Regions from separate parts of the Homo sapiens genome. Here all the other regions are linked to region 4. The links are chromatin loops, found by intact Hi-C in ENCODE. Cell type or tissue: heart left ventricle. All regions are shown on one strand.

What was found. Peaks named below come from ENCODE experiments on the same cell type or tissue, not always from the same donor. Only the 100,000 strongest peaks of a DNase experiment are listed, where the experiment ranks them.
Region 1: it touches region 4 in a loop (3-fold over the local background); 5 of 110 quality-filtered maps call a loop at or near these places.
Region 2: it touches region 4 in a loop (12-fold over the local background); 16 of 110 quality-filtered maps call a loop at or near these places.
Region 3: it touches region 4 in a loop (15-fold over the local background); 12 of 110 quality-filtered maps call a loop at or near these places.

The regions. Positions count from the first base shown.
Region 1 is chr1:236,975,393-236,980,392 of GRCh38, forward strand. All of the region lies in intron 1 of LOC124904563 (a long non-coding RNA gene), which reads left to right. Among named protein-coding and RNA genes, the nearest start is that of MT1HL1, 27 kb to the right of the region's middle. In heart left ventricle, no CTCF peak of the experiment used is centred here; no DNase peak of the experiment used is centred here; H3K27ac peaks cover 771 bases.
Region 2 is chr1:237,040,118-237,045,117 of GRCh38, forward strand. It overlaps RYR2 (ryanodine receptor 2), which reads left to right and starts at 2,067. Exons shown (of 105, transcript NM_001035.3): 1 at 2,067-2,452. The coding sequence starts at 2,405. In heart left ventricle, a CTCF peak has its summit at 1,913 (motif pointing right); DNase peaks (open chromatin) are centred at 2,024, 2,594 and 3,154; H3K4me3 peaks cover 4,628 bases; H3K27ac peaks cover 4,435 bases; H3K27me3 peaks cover 1,250 bases.
Region 3 is chr1:236,995,929-237,000,928 of GRCh38, forward strand. All of the region lies in intron 2 of LOC107985368 (a long non-coding RNA gene), which reads left to right. Among named protein-coding and RNA genes, the nearest start is that of MT1HL1, 6.0 kb to the right of the region's middle. RefSeq lists an enhancer at 1,384-4,289. In heart left ventricle, CTCF peaks have their summits at 2,162 and 2,803; DNase peaks (open chromatin) are centred at 1,593 and 2,213; H3K4me3 peaks cover 825 bases; H3K27ac peaks cover 4,122 bases.
Region 4 is chr1:236,888,193-236,893,192 of GRCh38, forward strand. It overlaps MTR (5-methyltetrahydrofolate-homocysteine methyltransferase), which reads left to right. Exons shown (of 33, transcript NM_000254.3): 28 at 989-1,144; 29 at 2,941-3,137. Among named protein-coding and RNA genes, the nearest start is that of MTR, 95 kb to the left of the region's middle. In heart left ventricle, CTCF peaks have their summits at 159 and 2,298 (motif pointing left); a DNase peak (open chromatin) is centred at 929; H3K27ac peaks cover 4,673 bases.

The sequences.
Region 1 (5,000 bases), 87 kb after region 4:
ACTGATGCATCAATATTGGTTCATTAATTCTAACAAATGTACCCTACTAGTGTAAGATGTTGATAATAGGGGAAACTGCGGGTGGGGTATACAGGAATGCTCTGTACCATCTTCTCAATTTTGCTGTAAACCTGGAAGTGTTCAGATTAAAAGTCTTTAAAAATGAACATAAAAATAAAAAGAAAATAAACGAACACAAGGTAGCCTGCCGCTTTAACTCACAGTCAACCCTCTTTGCTTTCATGAGAGCAGTCTGGTTTTTACCCTCCCGTTGTCAACACCCTCTCCTGTCCCTGTTTCCATGAAGATTGGTTTCTGTTTAGTATTCCCCACTTCTCTTCCCATCAGCAATCTCGGTACAAAATCACTTGCCATGGTCCGTTTCCCAAAGTCCCAGGTTTTGTCAGGAATGTTGAGGGTGGGCTTTGGAGCTCTTCATCCCTTCTCATCTTCATCTCAAGTTTTCTTCAATATGTATTCAGAATAAATTGTTTCTGAGAATAATTGTATGTCCTTCGGAGAGATGAGAGAAAGGATATTTGCAACACAAATAACCAACAAAGATCACTCAAGAATAATAAAGAGTTTCTACATATCACTAGAAAAAAGACAACTCAATATAGAAAAATGAGCAAAAACCAGATAAATGCATTTCACAGAAGAGGAACCACATATGGCCAATAAATATACAAAAAGACATTAAACCACAGGAGACTGTACAGCATCTGCACAATTGAAGACCATTTTATACCCATGCGATTATTAAATGAAGTCTGCCAATACCAAGTATTAGAGATCAAATGATCAGTGGGATCTCCTACATATTACCAATGAGAAACTAAAGTAGCACAATCGCTTTGGAAAATAATTTGGTAGTATTCTGTCTAATTGAATATTTGCCTATTTGATATTCTACTTCTAGGTAAATATCCAAGAGACTCTTTAGCACATGTGCACCAAGATAATATACAAGAATGTTCACAGAATTCTTGTTCTATACAGGGAAGAATGGAAAAAAAATGTCCTTTGACAAGAGAATAGACAAATAAATTATGGTATATCTACACAACGGGAAAGTAACTCCAGCCACGTTCAATAACTTGGATGAATTTTAGCCATGAAATGTTAAGTAACAAGCAAAATTAAGCAATATATTGGTTAGACATACGTATGTACAGGATAAACCAAAACCAAAACCAAAAAAGGATCAGAATGATAAACACAAAATTCAAAGTATTAACTCCCTTCAAGAGGCAAGCAGGGATAGGCCAGCTGTGATGGCTCATGCCTGTAATCCCAACACTTCGGGAGGCTGAGGCCGGCAGGTCATCAGGTCGGGAGTTCGAGACCAGCCTGGCCAACATGGTGAAACCCCATCTCTACTAAAAATACAAAAATTAGCTGGCGTGGTGGTGGGTGCCTGTAATCCCAGCTACTCGGGGGGCTGAGGCAGAAGAATCATTTGAACCCGGGAGGCGGAGGTTGCGGTGAGCCGAGGTCGCACCATTGCCCTCCAGCCTGGGCAACAGAGCGAGACTCCATCTCAAAAAAAAAAAAAAAAAAAAAAAAAAGGCAAGCAGGGACATGGGATAGTGGTGAGCACGTAGGGAGACGTATATCCGTGGTAAATTTTTAATTCTTGAGTGAGGCTGGCTTAGCAGCGTTTGTTATGCAATAAAAATAAATAATGAAAGTAAAAGACGGGCTACGTAAGGACTGATCGTGATTATGTGTCACGAACCGAGGACTATGCCTGGTACAGTGCCTCGCATTTAAGGCCCAAAATTAAACAAAACAAAAAGCTCAGTTGATAACTATCTTGGTATATTCCTGCTGCTATGACAAAAGACCACAGACTGGGTCATTTATACAAATGTCACAATATAAATTTATTTTTTCACAATTCTGGAGGCTGTGAAGTCCAAGATCAAGGTGCCAGCGGGTTTGGTGTCTGGTGAGGGCTTCTTCTCCACTTCCAAGATGGTGTCTCTTGCTGCATCTTCAGATGGCAAAAGGGGTGACGGGGACTGTGGTGCTTCCTTCAACCTCTTTGACAAGGGCACTAATCCCACTAGTCACGGGGATGACTTAATCACCTCCTAAAGGCCCCACCTCTTAATACTACTATCACACTGGTGATTACGTTTCAACATAGGAATTTTGGGGGACACATTCAGGCCATAGCAATAACTTTTATGGAAAGAAAGACAAAATGTTTGGCTGATCATGGGACTAAGGAGTTGCATTTGTCCAGACAGAGAGCTGGGTGACACATTCCAAGTGGAGGCTTTTCCTTGGAGTTTTTCCCTTGGAAGTCGTGGACTCCCCTTTACCCACCTCTGCAGTCCTGTGCCCGCTCCCTTCTCTGTCTCAGCTTCCTGATGCTGGTGGGGGTAGCTCTCCTGGCCCATTGCCTGTCCTCAGTGCCCGCTGTTCACGTAATCACACATTCCTCATATTTTAATTCATTTCCTTGTAGCCACTTACTTTTAAATTCATTTACCATTTTTGTTTTGCCTCAGAAGTTTACTAACTGCTGCAATTAATTAATTAATTAGTTAATTTTTGAGACAGAGTTACCCAGGCTTGAGTGCAGTGACACAATCACAGCTCACTGCAGCCTCAACCTCCTGGGATCAAGTGATCCTCCCACCTCAGCCTCCCTAGTAGCTGGGACTACAGGTATGTGCCCCCACACTCAGCTAATTTTTAAATTTTTTGTCGAGATACAGTCTCACTATGTTGCCAGGTTGGTCTCAAACTCCTGGGCTCAAGTGATCCTCCCACCTCAGCTTCCCAAAGTGCTGGGATTATAGGCATGAGCCACCACGCCCAGCCGCTTGCTGCAATCTAAGAAGTGAACCACAGGCTGGGAGCGGTGGCTCACGCCTGTAATCCCAGCACTTTGGGAGGCTGAGGCAGGCGGATCACGAGGTCAGGAGATCGATACCATCCTGGCTAACACGGTGAAACCCCGTCTCTACTAAAAATACAAAAAATTAGCCGGGCGAGGTGGCGGGCGCCTGTAGTCCCAGCTGCTGGGGAGGCTGAGGCAGGAGAATGGCGTGAACCCAGGAGGCGGAGCCTGCAGTGAGCAGAGATCACGCCACTGCACTCCAGCCTGGGCGAGAGCGAGACTCCGTCTCAAAAAAAAAAAAAAAAAAAAAAAAAAAAAAAAAAGAAGTGAACCACAATAAAGCAAAGCCGACGGAGACAAGAGGGCAAGGAATTGAGCCTGCTGGAAAAACTTGTTCAATTTCATCCACTGGTAAGACTTGATCGTTTCCATCACCCATTGTTTCTCCCCTTTGTGCCTTTAGGTAGGAGAATGTCTGATGTAAGCCACAAAATTTTACTCACAAATCGCACATCAGAAGTCTGGAGATTGGCAGTCCCAGAGGTGGTTCATGTACTGTTTCCACGGCGTCAGGGCCCGCGATCGGCTGCTCTTGGCTTTCCTTTTTCTGGTGCCAGCTCTGTGCAGCTGCAGCACATAGCACCAAGTCCTCACAAGACAACGTCCAAGCTAGGAGGCGGGGAGAGCTCTCTCCTTCTATCACGGAGGAGTATCTTTCCCCAAGTGTTCTGGATCTCTGTTGAATCACATGCCTGCCTCAAAGGAGCAAAGAAGGAATGAGATTTCCGTGATTCATTTAGCTCAACCGTGATTCATTCCTGGGCGCCGGACATAAAGCCAGATGCGACATGAACACAACTGGCCTTGAAAGAGGTGTAGAATGGCTGTGGGGAAAGCAAACCATGGCCTCTGTCACCCATTTGCTCTCTGGGTACTTCAGAATTGGCATTCAAATGATAATACCAGTGCTCTATATCTCACAGCACTTCACAGTTTGCAGAGCGTTCATGCACAGTGTTTCATTCGATTCTCACCACCACCATGTGAGATGCAAGAACAGCTGTTCTTCTCCTTCTTTGGTAGAGAGGGAGACTGAGGACTGCAGGCAGTGAGTGATTCATCCAAGGTTTTGCAGCTTCTCAGAGCCGGAAATAGAACAAGGGCTTCCGACAAGGACGTCCAATATCTTTTCTACAATTCCTTTCAATGAGCACATGTGGGATAACACTGGCAGCTCATAGATGTAGTTGCCCTGTAAGTTCTGTGTGAATTTCCTCCATGGGATGATGCCCTGTGTGCTCCCAATAGATGTAGAGCGATGGGCGCTGTGTGGCTCAGCAGAGGCAGCTGCGGAGGAGTGAGTGGTGAAGCATTTTTACACAGACACGTCTTGTGCAAACTAAGCAATGCCTGGACAGAGGATGATGTCCTGTGATGAAGCAGCAGATGGAGGCTGCAGATGTGTGAAGGTTGCGTTCGGCCCACATGGAATCCAAGAGCTCCACAAGGCATCTCGGCTGTCCAACTTCCTGTCAGAATTGGCACTGAGACGAGCTCCAGCTCCTAGCTTACTCTTAATTTAAACCAAATAAGAGAGAGGAGATGACTTGAAGGAAGCATCTGGGTACAAGGACACCAGAGGAAAGCAGGAGATGGAAGGCAGCGAGAGTTCCCAGGATTTACAAACGGATCCTCTTGTCATTGCTTGCCATCTGGTCCCGTGCCTGGTCCCCACCCCTCACAGTCAGCTGGAAAGCTGTCTGATAATGCGCTCGGGTGGGCTTCGCTAGCAGCAGTCTATGTTGGAAAGTAGTTTCCTTTCTGGAAAGTAGTTTGGAAACATATATTATGATGCATGAAAGTGTAAGACCACTTCAACCATGGACCCCATCCTTGAGATTTCAATTAAGGAAATAACTAAAATAAAGGAAATAGCTAAAATGAAGGAAGCCAGTCATGGTGGCTCACATCTGTAATCCCAGCATTTTGGGAGGCCGAGGCTGGTGGATCACTTGAGGTCAGGAGTTTGAGACCAGCCTGGCAAACATGGAGAAACCAGCTCTACTAAAAATACAAAAACTAGCCTGATGTGGTGGTGGGCGCCTGTAATCCCAGCTACTCGGGAGGCTGAAGCACGAGAATC
Region 2 (5,000 bases), 150 kb after region 4:
ATTGTCCACCAGAAGAAGAAACTAGGGAATTATAACTAAATTATCCAAAAGGGTTAAATTTTTTTTAAAAAAGCTATAAGTAAAAAGTTTCCATAGCTTTCACTGAAGTTGCTTTCTTGTAAAAATTATTTTGTTATGTAATTATGAAATATAACAGAATATCAGAGTACCAAAAATAATATTCCACCAATATGCCCATCACCAGTATTAAAACACTTGTTATATTTGCTTTGGTTTTCTTTTTAAAAATAAATGTTGTATATCATTCTCAAACATATTTTTATACTTTTAGAACAGACTAGAGATCTATAAACCTCATAGTTTTGTATTTTTGTGTTTTAAAGTCCACATACACGGTGTGTTTTATAAATAGTCTCTGCTCTATGTCTACTTGCTGTTGAAGACTGTATGGGGTGAATAAGAAACATCGAGTGTCTAGGCCTTTTAGCATTATTCCACTTACATTGAGAGAACTAAAGAAATAATAACCATAACTCTTGCTAGAACAGTTTACAGCCTAGTTAAAATGCCAAAATGAAGACGTGGTAAGCGTTTTTATATTATTTTACCTACCATCTGGGTAGAATGGAGTAATTAAGAAACCTGTCTCTGCATAGTTCTGAATAAAATAGTTTAAAACGTCAATTTGATACGTTCTAAATTTGGAAGATCAAATCATTTAACATTAAATCAGGAGCCAATTTCAGAATATAGTCATTGCTCATGGAGGACTCTTACCCGACTTTTTGGGAGCTCACTGGTTGTTCCTTTAGAGACTCGTAAGAGTAAACATTCACATAAATAATAACGGTTTAAGAGTTGGTTAGTCGTCATGGCTACAGGGATAGGTCAAGTTTTTAGGTAAGGTGACTGGTATACTTCCATGAGATAGGGCAGAACATTACTAGTTCTACCACGGACAGCGAGTATTTATACACATATTGTCATTCTCCTGGAAATTTACAAACCTACCCCAGTAAGTACAAAGTTAATGAATGCTAAAAATAAAATATAAACTGTATAGAACTCAGTGGTCGATTTTAATAATGAGTTAGATGCCGCAGAATGTAAGATGTAGGTAAACGGACGCAAAAATCCTTGTTTTACAATGTCTGCATCTCCGTAGTACTGACATTTGAAAACTTTACTTTGCACATACTTATTTTAAGTACGATAAATGAAAGCGCTGTGGACTAGGAACAAGAGACAAATTGCTTTCTTGTCCAAATTGTCTCAGACCCTGTATTTTCTTAGTCATAGCCGTTTGTTAAGTAGGCATTTGGTAGACTATTGCATGGAGGATTGCGAGAGCAAGATATTACTATCTGCGGTGGAATGCTCGAATTTCTTCTCTCAGCAAGGATAATGGGTAGCACAGTCTGACTTTAGACCCATCCAGTGGTTCAGACTTATAGATAGTATCCCATACTTTACCGCAATTCCTTGTTGAATTAAGGCTTGCACTTCGAATACAGACTACACACTTCTGGGTCTGTCTTGTACCACATTGTCTGGCATAGGCGCTCACTGTATATTTGTTGAATGTTAAAGTTCTGTGCACCAAAACCGTGCACTTTGCATCGATTATCTGCGAAAAGCATGGTACACTAAAACTAGATCTTGAAGAATTCCCATTTGATCATGAATAGAGGTAATCCACGTTTAAAATACCAGGTGTTGCGTAATCTCTACTTGGAGATTAGCCACCCCGTGCGCCCAGGTGAAAGATATCATTCTTCCGTGCGATCCGAAGTGCCGTGGAAGTTAGTGCCCTAGCCCAGTCCAGGAGGAAGGGGCGTCGTGCCGGCGGTTTTAAGCTCGGAAGGGGCAGGGGAATGAGCCCAGGGACCCCAGCGGGGCGCAGGTAGGAGGCTGTGCGCTCGCCGGGTGCGCTCCGGCCCCGATTCCCAGCGCAGCCAGTAAGTGGCGCTGGGCCTCGGGTTTGGCGGCCCGGAGGAGCGGGCTGCGGATTACCTGCAGCAGCGGGGAGCCGCCGAGCTCCTCCCCGCCCGCCCCCACACCCCACCCCCACCGCTGCACTAACCCCGGCTCAGCTGGCTCCGCGCACTTGCTCGGAGGAGCCGGGGCCGAGCGGACCGCCGGCTGCAGGCAGCGAGCGCGGCTGGGCTGCGGGGCTGCTTCCCCGCGTCCTCCGGGCCCGGGCCGCCCTCCTCCCGCACAGTGCGGAGCAGGGAGGCCCCGCGCCTCGACCACCCGCGCCCGAGCGTCCGCGCCTCCTCCTCCGCTCTGCAGGCGGGGACCGCCCGGCGCTCGGCACCCGGCAGCGCGGCCCCCTCCAGCCCCCGGCTCCCGGCAGCAGAAGCAGAAGGCAGCGCCAGGGGCCGCCGCCGCCGCCGAGCTCCGCGGGGCTCGGGAGCCGGCCCCGGCGAGGAGGCGCGGAACCATGGCCGATGGGGGCGAGGGCGAAGACGAGATCCAGTTCCTGCGAACTGTAAGCGCCGTGCGTCGCGTGTGCTGTCAGGGGAAGGGGGCGTCAGGGCATCCACTAGCGGGGTCCGGGCAGAGTGACAGCGGGCAGCGGGGACTCGCGGGCGGGGCGAGGGGGTGCCCCCTGAGGATGCGGGAGGAGCGGGCATCACCAAGTGTGTGCAGGTGTGCGTGTTGGGGCGAGGGAAGGCAAGGGCGCGTGTCTGTGCGCGCGTGTGGAAAGCTAGAGGATGGAGCGCGGCTAGCCGGCGGCAGGCGCCCGGGCTCGGACCCGGGGCACCGGGGACAGGAGCGTCGGAGCTGCGGGAACCGGGAGAGGAGGGGACGGCCGGTCCGGCCTGCCTGGTGGCACGGCTGGGACCTCCCGGGCGGCCGGGGGCAGGGTGCAGAGCAGGGTGGCCCGTGGGGGCGCGGGGAGCGGCGGGAACTCGGGCTGTTTCTGGGAATACCGCCGCCGGGAGGTTTCTTGGGCTTTCGGGCTGGACCCGCGCGTTGTCACGGAGCGAAGACGTTGGTTCGCTTACTCCGTGTAGCGTGCGGCGCAGCTGACCGGGGGCGGGGGTGATGGTGCAGGACGCTGCGCGGAGGTTTCCCCCAAGTCAAGGTGCTGCGAAAGCGGAGGAGGAGTCGCCTCCGTGGTCCCCGCGGTTCCCGGGGCTGGTGCCATCCGTGGTGGTGCTGTGACCGCTTGCAAAGCGTGGAAGGCATGGGAAGCGAGCGTGTGTTTGCGTGTGTGCGCGCGCGCGGGTGGTGGTGGGGAGAACATCGTGAACGTGTCGTTCTCTAAATGCTGGCTTATTGCATGCCAAGTGAAGCAAAGTGTGTGTGTGTAAGTGTAAGGGCAGGGTGGCTGCCCGGGAAAGGTTGGCTCCACACTAATACAATTCTTTCTCCTTAAGTACCTCTTGGCACTGCTCCTTCCTTTCTCTCATTTGTTCGAACACTGCAGATACTTCCCAGGCTGAGGCATTGCACACCTCCAAGCTGGGACTGGAGAGCCTCTCCAGAAAAGAAAATGCCCTAACTTCCTGCTAATAATAACCTAGTTAGCATCCTTTCAGTCGTTCCTTCTCCACTTCTGTCCTCCTTCCCGAAGGATGTTCCCTTGCAGGATTCCCCAGACTTCCCCAACCTAGAACTGCAGCTTCTGCTGGTACTTCTTTCCTCAGCAGTACAAAAACAAAACAAAACAAAACAAACAAACAAACAAAACCACTTCCCGGTTACAGTTACCTATAATCACAGAAAATCGTAGATACGGTGGAATTTTGGAATATTAACTTTTAGGTGTGAAAATAGTCTTGATGTATTTGGGTACTAAACATATGAAAACAGCGAATTTGCAAAGGAACGTTGTAAACGACTGTCTCTTTCTCTTTTGTGCATTAAACGGACTGGGAGAAAGCTTTGGGAAGGATAAAAACCCAGGGTCCACATCAGATGACAACCTAATAGTAATCCAGTCTAATAGCTGCAGGTTATGCACCATTGCATATGCTTTTTGAAGTACTGTTGGCCCAAGACCGGGCTTGGAAGAGCCTCTTCACTAATACCTTGGTCACGGTGTATAAACCTGCTAGTAATACAGTTGTCTTTTTCATAGAAAATAGACTATAAGGGTTTTTTTTTTTTTAAGTAATTAACACCACATTAGATTTTTCTCAAAACTAAGGACTATTTTATTCAGGTGGACAAATACGGTTGCTGTATAATTTTTCAATCAATTCGTATCAAACTCTGTGGGGTTAAAACTAGCTGGGACATTTTGGTAGGCTTCATGCACTCAAGGGCTTCCTGCGGGCTTAACTGTTAAGCCGAGCTCATGGAGGTGGTGTTATCAGAATGCTTAATGGGGACCGAGGGAACGTGCTGGCTGATGAGGTTCTGCACATATCAAGTAATGTCAACTCTGTGCCACTCAGCAGCTGCCTGTCAGCTAGAGCAGCACCTTTGATAAGTGGGTCCTGGGTAGAGATCTGGCAGTCCCAGGCTGGGATTTTTCTTTTAATAAAACATCCGTAGGTTGCTGTGCTGACGACAAATGACCTTGAAGGAGGTGACACAGTGGAGCAGGGGGATTTTTTTTTTTTTGGTATAGCATTAACATCTAAAAGGAAAACATGCCTTTCCTCACAATTTTCCAATTTTCATATGGAAATTCTCAAATCCTTTACCGGCTTCTCCACCCATTACCCTCCATCCTTCCCTCCCCCACCCCCCTTTTTTTTCTCTTAACCTGAGAATGTTGGTGGTTCAGAAATGCTGATGGGGTGAATAATGGGGAGACTGTAGTATAGTTCCCACATTGAAGTCGCTTCTTTTTTTTCTGAGGGCATTTATTTCTCTGTCATGTGCAAGCTTGTCAATATGAGTTATTTCTTCTTCTTCTTCTTTTTTTTTTTTTTTAAAGCAAATAGCCCAAGGAGTATTAGGAATCTGTACATCTTGATAAAACAGTTGTAGATGGAAGAATTCTTGATAGTGATGGATGAAGCTGTTTTGCATAGAAAAACAAAAACAGTCATTAAGACACCGTAATTGTGAATTTGATG
Region 3 (5,000 bases), 110 kb after region 4:
AGCCCTCAGTTGATGGGGCCTTTTGGGGAGGGGAGATGTCCCTGGAACAAGCACATGGAGCTTCCTCAAGGAGCTCAGACAAGGGCAATTGTTGGGGCCCAGGAGAAAGTCATATTGAGCAGATGGGCTCTCTACCCAATGCACACAGAAGCCAATACTATGGCACGGGCTTTTGAGAAAAAAAAGGCTTTATTGCAAGACAGACCAGCAAGGAAGCAGGAGGGAGGCTGAAATCTGTCTCCTCCACTGGGGGTCTGGGGCAAGTTTTAAGGGCTCATGGGCCATGGAAAAGGACTTAGGAATAGTTGGCTTGGCAGGGTCTGACTGGAGGTCTGACATTTGACCATTTATAGTAAGGTATGTTGAGGCAGATTTTACCCCTGATCTTTGGGGCCAATGGACTCCTTGCATCTGAAATAGTTCCAGCATTCAGGTTCTGGTCATGTCCTAGTCTTCTGGTTCTGTTGGAAGGACTTACTGGTTGTGGGTGTTATTAGGGGTCAACGCCTTTCCTATTGCTCAGGCTACATGACTTGCAGTTTCTGGCTGTGTTATACCTACATGGTAACTCGACAGAGTAGGCCCAGTTTGGCCTGGTCCTATGGTTAGAAGAGAGGAAGTACTTACGTGCGCTTGAAGCAGCTGTTGGGTACATGGTCACTGCACACCTGCACGAAAGTACAGGTACCAGGCCGGGCACAGTGGCTCATGCCTGTAATCCCAGCACTTTGGGAGGCCGAGGCAGGTGGATCACCTCACGTCTGGAGTTTGAGACCAGCCTGGCCAACATGGTGAAACCCCGTCACTACTAAAAATACAAAAGTTAGCCAGGCATGGTGACACTCACCTGTAATCCCAGCTACTCAGGAGGCTAAGGCGGGAGAATCGCTTGAACCCAGGAGGCGGAGGTTACAGTGAGCTGAGATCATGCCATTGCACTCCAGCTGAGGTGACAGAGAGAGACTCCATCTCAAAAAAAAAAAAAAAAAAAGATAAAAAAGAAAAAAAAAGTACAGATAACAGCTCACAGCATTACACAAACGTCATTCATGTTTAATGCAATTGTTGCTATCTTTACACCTAGTCCTATGTTTGGAAATTATATTAACATACAGCCTGGGCAATATAGTGAGACCTCGTTTCAACAAAAAATTAAAAAATCAGCTAGGCATGGTGACATGTGCCTGTAGTCCCAGCTACTTGGGAGGCTGAGGTGGGAGGATCGCTTGAGACCTGGAGGTCAAGGCTGCAGTGAGCCATGATTGTGCCACTGCACTCCAGCCTGGGCAACAGAGCAAGACTTTGTCTCAAAAAAAAATCATATTAACATAAAATTCAATTTAATGAACTCAAAGTTCATTATGATTGGTGATAAGACTTTTGCCAGTAAGAGGTTTGGGGAAAGTAGAATGTTACGAAAATTCCAGACGGTGAGAAGCATCTGCGATCTCTTGCTGTTCTTCTTTTCCCCAGGACTGTGTTTCTGGCATGGCCAAATCAGTCACACACGCTCCATGACCCTGTGCCCATGCCCTTGAATGGAGATGCGGGTTGCTGCTGGCGTTAGGCCCCTGCCCATCCCGTGGATGACACGCCTGACCCACGTCCCCTCGCGTCTGTCTGCTGACAGGACTGTGCTCACCAGCTTTGATAAAACCAAAGAGGGGAGAACAGCTTCTCGTCACCTGCTGTAGAGGCAGCATCTACACAGGGTGGCCTCTGTCCTCTCCTTGGCTGTTGGCTTTTTACACATCAGTGTCCTCATTTCCCCCACAAACCCAAGGGCACCTGACACACCATGTCACTCAGTGACTTCACCTGCGAAGAGAAGGGGAGCAGGGCCGGGTGCTGTGTTTTCTCTAACATTGAGGTTGACCTTTCAACACCAGAATACGTGGTGGAAGGAAACAGTTTTCCCCATCCTCACGGCTCTGGAAAAGAGGAACAAAACACTACCAGTTAAATAAAAAGCTTCAAAAGGCATCGTAAATTCCCGTAGCAGGATATTTAAAGAATGGTTTTAACAATCAGACTAAATAAGGCGACCTGACTCCATGCCTGGAAAACTCACCAGGCTCAGGAGAGCTTTGTCATTATTACCTCATCTGAGAGCCACTTAACCCAGGCAGGCCCTGGACGTGCCTTGCTGGCTGATCTCACGCAGGAGAGATCGGTGCAGTGCAGGCAGGTGGCAGACTGGCCGTGCCTCCACACGGGCCCTCCCTGGCCACCACTGTTCGGGATTCAGTTCTTGTTTCTGTTGTTACTCAGAGGGCATAGAGGAGACCGGCATACCCAGCGGCCAAAGGCAGGGCCCAGGCGGGGGTGAGCACAGGTGTGTTATTTCTTTCTTTCCACTTCTACTTGGAGGCATTTCTATAGGGAAAGGGAGTTAGGGTTTCTCTGCAGCAAGCAACCCCCTTGCCCTTCCTCTCCATGATTTTGTGAGTGCAGGAGGATTCCTGATTCTGGTTCATGTGGTCCAAGTCCATTCAGAGATACAGGTGTGAACCAAGCCCCTGACACCAACTTACTGTGTTAGTGAATAAATCACAAAGACTCTTTGGACAATTTGGGGACATTTAGGGGCCTTCGAGTTTCAATATTCTGTAATTCTGACAGCTCTCTGGCTGTCCATGGGTAATGCACAATTTTGCCTTTTATTGGCAGGAGCTGAGGATTTTATTGATTCCGTTGGGTCTGAGAAGAAAGGAGGCCCAGGCACTCATCTTCTCCTAATTAATTTTTCATGTTCCACAGCAGTGATTCCTCCTACAGCCAGGAGAGGCTGAGCAGCGGCTTCGCTGATGCTTTTTGTTAGCATCAGATGTCAGCAGAACTGGCCCACCTCCTGGTCCTGCAGTCCCAGTGGGTGGCTAGGGAGGGAACACAGCTGTCCCTTCTCTCTTCTCAAAGACAGGTGGTGGGGCAGAATTGGGGGAGGGGGACAGAGAGAGGGAGAGGGAGAGAGAAAGGAAGACAGAAAGAGGCAGAGAAGGAGAGAGAGAAAAAGGAAGACAGAGAAAGGGAGAGGGCGGGAGAGAGGAAGAGAGGAGAGAGAGAGAGAATGGCTTGAATAATTGAATGAGAATTGTCTTCCCCAGTGCCTGGCATGGTGGCTCACGCCTGTAATCCCAGCAGTTTGGGAGGCTGAGGGAGGTGGATCACTTGAGGTCAGGAGTTCGAGAGCAGCCTGGCCAACATGGTGAAACCCCGTGTCTACAAAAATTAGTCGGGCATAGTGGTGGTGCACGCCTGTAATCCCAGCTACTCAGGAGGCTGAGGCAGGAGAATCGCTTGAACCTGGGAGGCAGAGGTTGCAGTGAGCTGAGATCACGCCACTGCACTCCAGCCTGGGCGACAGAGTGAGACTCTGTCTCAAATAAATAAATAAATAAATAAATAATAATAATAATAACTGTCTTCCCTGAGATGAAAAGGATCATTTCCCAGCAGGGAAACCCTAGAGCCCAGGTGGCCCGATGGCTTCCTCGGGGTCATAAACAGCACAGTTGCAACGTGAACTTCTGTTGGTTTTCTTCACTGAAGTAGAGCTGCTGCTGCCGTGAGTTAAGGCATCAACCGGTTTTGATCCTTCCAAATAGTCACTGAAGATAGTGGCGTGCATCCCCAGGTGCTATCAGAGGACTGTTTTTCTCTTATCAGGGAAGTCCTGTGCATCTTGTCCCACAGGGCTATGGAGATGTGGTTGGCATGGGACACACCCCCTTCATGCTTAGTTAAAGCGCAATTGCACTGCTGAGGACCGGCTTTGTCTCATCCCCCGTCATGCTGTGAACATTCTGGAGAGAGGAAGTCTGTTTTGTTTTTCTGGCTCCCAGGACCCCATCCAGAGAGACAGGAAGCTAGGAGGTGCCCGTTGAACAGTTGTTCAATGGATGTGAAATAAAAGAACATAAATATGACCCTTGCTTTTATCTTCCTTGGGCATCCCAGGCTCTGGCATTTAGATCAAATGGTTACAGTCTATAGAAGTTGATTCTGTAGACTGTGGTCTGGGAGCACAGGGCAGAAGCTCAGCCCAATGATTGCCCTTCAGTGTGTCGAACGCCCTGTGCTTCACTACCAGGCTTTTTGATGTGGCTGAGAAAGTTTACGTTCAATCTCAAAATGCTCTCCTTAGGGAACATCTAATACGGTTTCCTTGAGAAAATAAATTAATTTCTCAGGTTTGGCATTGGCAAGTGTCCCACTCACTGCCCGTTAGGAACCCTGCTTTCCAAACCTATACTCCTCTTACTATGTCATCCTGATGCCCTGTTTAGTTGCTTCTCATAAGAATAGAAATGGTAGCCGGCCCTGGTGGCTCACACCCATAATCCCATTGCTTTAGGAGGCCAAGGCAAGAGGATTTCTTCAGACCAGGAGTTCAAAACCATCCTGGGCAACTTATCAAGACTCCACCCCTTAACAACAACAATTTATTTATTTATTTATTTATTTATTTATTTATTTATTTATTTATTTATTTAGAGATACGGTCTTGCTACATTGACCAGACTGGTCTTGAACTTCTGACCTCAAGCGATCCTCCCATCTCGGCCTCCCAAAGTGGTAGGATTATAAGTGTGAGACACAGCACCCAGACTAACAAAATATTTTTAAATCAGCTGGGCATGGTGGCTCACACCTGTAGTCCCAGCTACTTGGAGGCTGAGATGGGATGACTACTTGAGCCCAGGATTCCAGGATGCAGTAAGCTATGATCATGCCACTGTAATCCAGCATGGGTGACAGAACCAGACCCTGTCTTAAAAAAAAAAAGGAAAATAATAGTAAGGGTGGTAGGGGAAGAGGGATGAAGAGCGGTTGGTTATGGGTACAAACATACAGTTAGATAGAAGAAATAAGTTCAGATGTTTGATAGCACACTAGGGTGATGATACTTAGCATCAATGTTATGCATATTTCAAAGTAACTAAAAGAGAGGACTTGAAGCCAACACAAAAATGATAAACACTCAAGGTGAGGCATTTCCC
Region 4 (5,000 bases):
CTGATCCCTGGTTACAAATCAGGAAGTAGAGAGACAGGAAGGCTCGGATACGGCAATGGAGCCAACACCTTAGACTCCAGCCTAATCCTGCCATGTCAGACCAGAGTCTGAGGTGCAGACCACACTACAGTCTGGAGGGCAGATGGCAGTGCTGCTCTACCTGCCCCAGAAAGCCCAGCAGCACCATCTGTCTCTGAAGTCTTCACCATTATTTAAATTATGATGTATTTTAGACTCACCAGGAGGTATAAAGAACAATATATTAAACATCCACGTATACCCACTAGCCAGCTTAAGACATAACCTACCATCTGATTTTTAAAAAACGAAACAATGCAGAGTGAACAGAGGTTATATTAATTGAATCCATATTTCTAAGGTAATAAATCAGCTTTTCCTTGCTCATACATCTGTGCTGCACACATGCTTGGCAGAGTGGAGGATTATGTATTGAGGAGTATGTATCGGAAGTCCCACATGTGTCCCTTCCTCCCCTGCAGAAAGCACAGCAGTCCTGAATTTGGGACTTCATTTGCCTATACTTTGAGCATATGTGTCAGTAGACAATCTAGATGATTGTTTCCGGTTTTGAAACTTTAGATAAGTAGCTTACTCTCCATGTCTTTCTGGACATGTTCTTCATGTTCTTTCATGTTCTTCATGTTCACCTTGTCTTCATTTGTGCAAGTGAGGATTAACCCGTCTGTCTTTCCTTCTTGGGCAGGGGGTGGGGATGGAAGGGTTGAGGGAACAGTTTCCAAGGGTGGTGTAGTCAGCTGCATGTGAAGAATAGTTTTATTTAAGACTCAGTGCAGAATTACTCCTTCTCCACGATAATTTAAAGTTCCCCTCTTTGTAAAACAACTCCTACGGGTGACAGGAGGGAGGCGGAGTGTGGGAGTTGGCAGAGCAGTGAGGAGCTGGCAGGGAGGCCTCCATCAGGCAGGGTGCCAGCGTCAGCATTGACAACCATACTTCTCTCCTGTAGTGAAGCCCACGTTTATTGGGACCCAGGTCTTTGAAGACTATGACCTGCAGAAGCTGGTGGACTACATTGACTGGAAGCCTTTCTTTGATGTCTGGCAGCTCCGGGGCAAGTACCCGAATCGAGGCTTTCCCAAGATATTTAACGACAAAACAGTAGGTTAGTGCAGTAAGTCCTTCCTTTCTGCCTCTGATATTCAAGCTGTGGGATTGTGACTTTGAAGACCGGAATCGGTGAGGAGCAGTGGATTTGGATTGTGCAGATTACGGCTGCTTTCATATTGCTCACCTGCCCAACTTTTTAATGGTTTTCAATCTGCTAGATTGGTCCTTATTGCATCAACTAAATTTGGTATTTACTTTATTCTTTCAATAAATGTTTATTGACATCAGTTACATGCTGAGCACTAGGGATAAATGGAAGACAATATAATCCCTGCTGTCTAGCACCTGACTAGCTGGCACATCCAATAGTAATGGGCCCTGCCTGGGCTCCTGTGGACATAAGAGGAGATAGAGCTCAGACTGGGAGGTCAGGGCAGGCTTCCTGGACAAGGTGGTGTTCGAACTGTTTTTGACGATTCAGTGGGAGTTGCCGTGGCTGGGACTGTGGATGTGATATGGTGTTGAAGAAAAGGTCATTCCAGGTAGAGGAGACAGTGTGAGAAGGCACAGGCACATGTGCCTATTTGGGGAACTGCAAGGAGCCCATTGTGCTTGGAGCATTGGGGAGGGAATGGGGATTTAGGGTGATAAACTAGAGAAGTAAGTGAGGTGTTAAATTACTACCCCCACTTCTCACTTCTAGCCTTACCCCAGAATCCACCGACAGAGACACGGAATCCAAATGCAAAGCCATTCAAAGGATCAGGTAGTAGCCAGATCAGAGCAGCAGGGAGGGGTAGACTCACAGAAGCATGGGATTAGGGCTGAGAGGAGCCTAGAAACCAGCCTTTTGCCAAGTTTCCCACGGGGGGGCGTGCCTGGGTGTGCGTGTTCGGATGCTGAGACTCAGGAACTCTCAGGTAGTCAGGAACGTGGTGATGAGCAAGGGGCTTCTTAGTGTGCTGCCCCTGAATCATCACAGGTGAGCTGTCCAGGGGCCGTGGGACAGGCTTCTCACCATGGGCAGGGTGGCCGAGTCTCACGGAAACCGAGATGGTGTCCTCGGAGGCTGGCTCCCACTGCAGGTCCGGGAGCAGGCCAGCCCAGGTGCAGCATTGAAGCCACATGTGAGGATTTGGGCCACACTTCACCCCTTACCACTAACGTTCCCTGTACACATACAATTCCACTGACTTCACAGCGACCTCTGGGGGACGGGGCCTGTGCCTTATATTCACCATGCTTTGTATTCTGTGGTGTCTGGGCCTGGACGCATACAGTGAGGATTTACCGAGTCTGAGTGCATAGGGTGAGGATGTAGCTGTCCTTGTTTAACTCTTCATGGTACTGTTGAAGGCCCCAAATTGAAGAATCCCTTCAGAGGTTGTTACGGTCAAAATGTCAATCGTTACGAATTATATTGTAGTTGGGATTAAAAGCACCACGGAATACGAGGCACAGGTCGCGTCTCCCAGAGGTCACTGCAAAGTCAGTGGAGTTGTATGTGCACGAGGAATGTCAGTGAGGAATGTGGCCTGCTCTTTCTCATCCTCTCTGACAGAATGCTTTGGGGAGCCACAGCTTTGGCTCTCTGCTTTTTGTCCAGTGGAAAACTTGAGTGGCTTGAACTGGGAGAAGCAGACTGTGGGAGCTGCACTTAGCAGGAGCCGCAAAGCCCTGGCTGTTCCACTTTAAGCTGGGTCAGTGGCAAACACCAGAAAGCATTTGAGGAAAATGGAGAAGCCTGAAGAGGGAAGGTGACTGAGGAGGGGTAATGGCTTTTAAAAGAAGCATTGTTTGATGGTTATTTTTGGCATCTTTAAGTGAATTCTAATTCTGTTTTTCTAATAGGTGGAGAGGCCAGGAAGGTCTACGATGATGCCCACAATATGCTGAACACACTGATTAGTCAAAAGAAACTCCGGGCCCGGGGTGTGGTTGGGTTCTGGCCAGCACAGAGTATCCAAGACGACATTCACCTGTACGCAGAGGCTGCTGTGCCCCAGGCTGCAGAGCCCATAGCCACCTTCTATGGGTTAAGGCAACAGGTATGGAAGGTGTACTGACAGCCAGCACACCGCTTTCGCTTGTGAGTTTAAGCACTACACAAAAGAGCTTTGCATAAATGAGGGTCTGCTTCACCTCCTCCCAAATGACCAATCACATGCCCAAGAAGTGACCAGTCACACGCCCAAGCCCAAGCCATCTGTGAGGACGAGGGAGAGAAGGCGCCACCATGGGTGTCAGAGGCAGGACCACTCAGCAGGAGTGAGGCGTTTAATATTGTGTTCCATGGATGGGCGAGGACCATTGCTGCTGTCTCAGGTGGTCACGTGTCAGGATCTCAGTCTTCTTAGCTTCTGAAGAAAGAGAACACTCACTTGTTCAAAAACGTAGGTTAATATCTATGCATATTATTAAAATAGACTGTCAGGTGGCTTCCCTTGAAAGGGGAAGACAGGTGGAAACAAACATTTGCAGAATGTATACCAGGTGCCAGGTGCATAGTAAGGTGCTTGATGGTCATGCTTTTAATTTCCACACAGCCGTGTGAGGCAGTTTAAGTTTGTGTTTTACAGAGAAGATGAAGGATGATGGAGATTGTGCTGGGCCCCCCAATATAGAGAGGAGAGCCCAGCCTGTACATATCCCCAGTGGCCGTTCTTTGACTGTGCTGGCTTTTTTTCTTTCGAGTGACGAGAACAGACTCTTCTCAGCAACTTGTCTCTCATCCCCCCCACCTTTGAAAAGGCAAATATCATATGCATGTCCCTTTAGCTGCTGTAAAAAAGAGTGTCTTAATCAAGAATTGGAACCAGAATTCACCAGAGTCATTAACAAATTTAATAATTTGCAGAAAATTACTCTGTTTTACTGCCATTTTCAGTCGTTCAGAAATAATAATGTTGGCTGGGCACAGTGGCTCACACCTGTAATCCCAGCACTTTGAGAGGCCAAGGTGGGAGGATTGCTTGAGCCTAGGAGTTTGAGACTAGCCCCGGCAAGATGGCAAGACCCTGTCTCTACAAAACAAATTTAAAAATGAGCCGTGCACTGGGGAGTGCAGGCCTGTACTTCTTCAGCCAGCTACTCGGGAGGATGAGGCGGGAGGATCACTTGAGCCTAGGAGATCGAGGCTGCAGTAAGCCATGATCATGCCACTGTATTCCAACCTGGGCAACAGAGTGAGACCCTGTCTCTAAAAAACAAACAAAAAAGATAGTGGCGCATTTTAATCCCAACCACAATATAATTCATAATCATCCATATTTTTACCATAACAGCATCTGAAGGGATTCTTAAATTTGGGGCCTTCAGCAGTACCATGAAGAATTAAACAAGGACAGCTACATCCTTACCATATGCACTTAGGCTCAGTAAATCCTCACTGTATGCGCCCAGGCTCGGACGCCACAGAATATAAGGCACTGGGGTTCTAATGTTAAGTTCCAGCCCCTCCTCACTAGGGAATTTGTGGCTATTCTTTTACAGACATAACTGTTCAAAAACCTCTGCTCTAGCCCAGTCTTTCATCTTTCAAGTCCTGTGTCCTCTGCGATCTCTTTTTACTTTCAGTACCATTCATGTCCGGGCAGTCTGTGACATATTAGGGCATTTAATAGAATGAATTCTCAGAGTTCACCTTTTTAGTAGCCTCTGGAGAGGGGAACTGGGCCAGGCACATACATTACCTACCCAGGTAGCAATTTCTCAGGAGGGGCTTTCCTCCAGTGCACTCTGGAACATTCTGGTGGCAGTGCCTTATTACTCTGGGAGTCTGCTCTTCTGAGTAGGCTCTGATTGCTGTCTCTTCGAAGGTACCATGGGGCTCTGTGATCTCTCTCTCCTGTGGCGCAGGGAAGCTTTGGGTCCCCCTCTGGCCTTTGTTAGCAAAGAATAATTGATGGGCC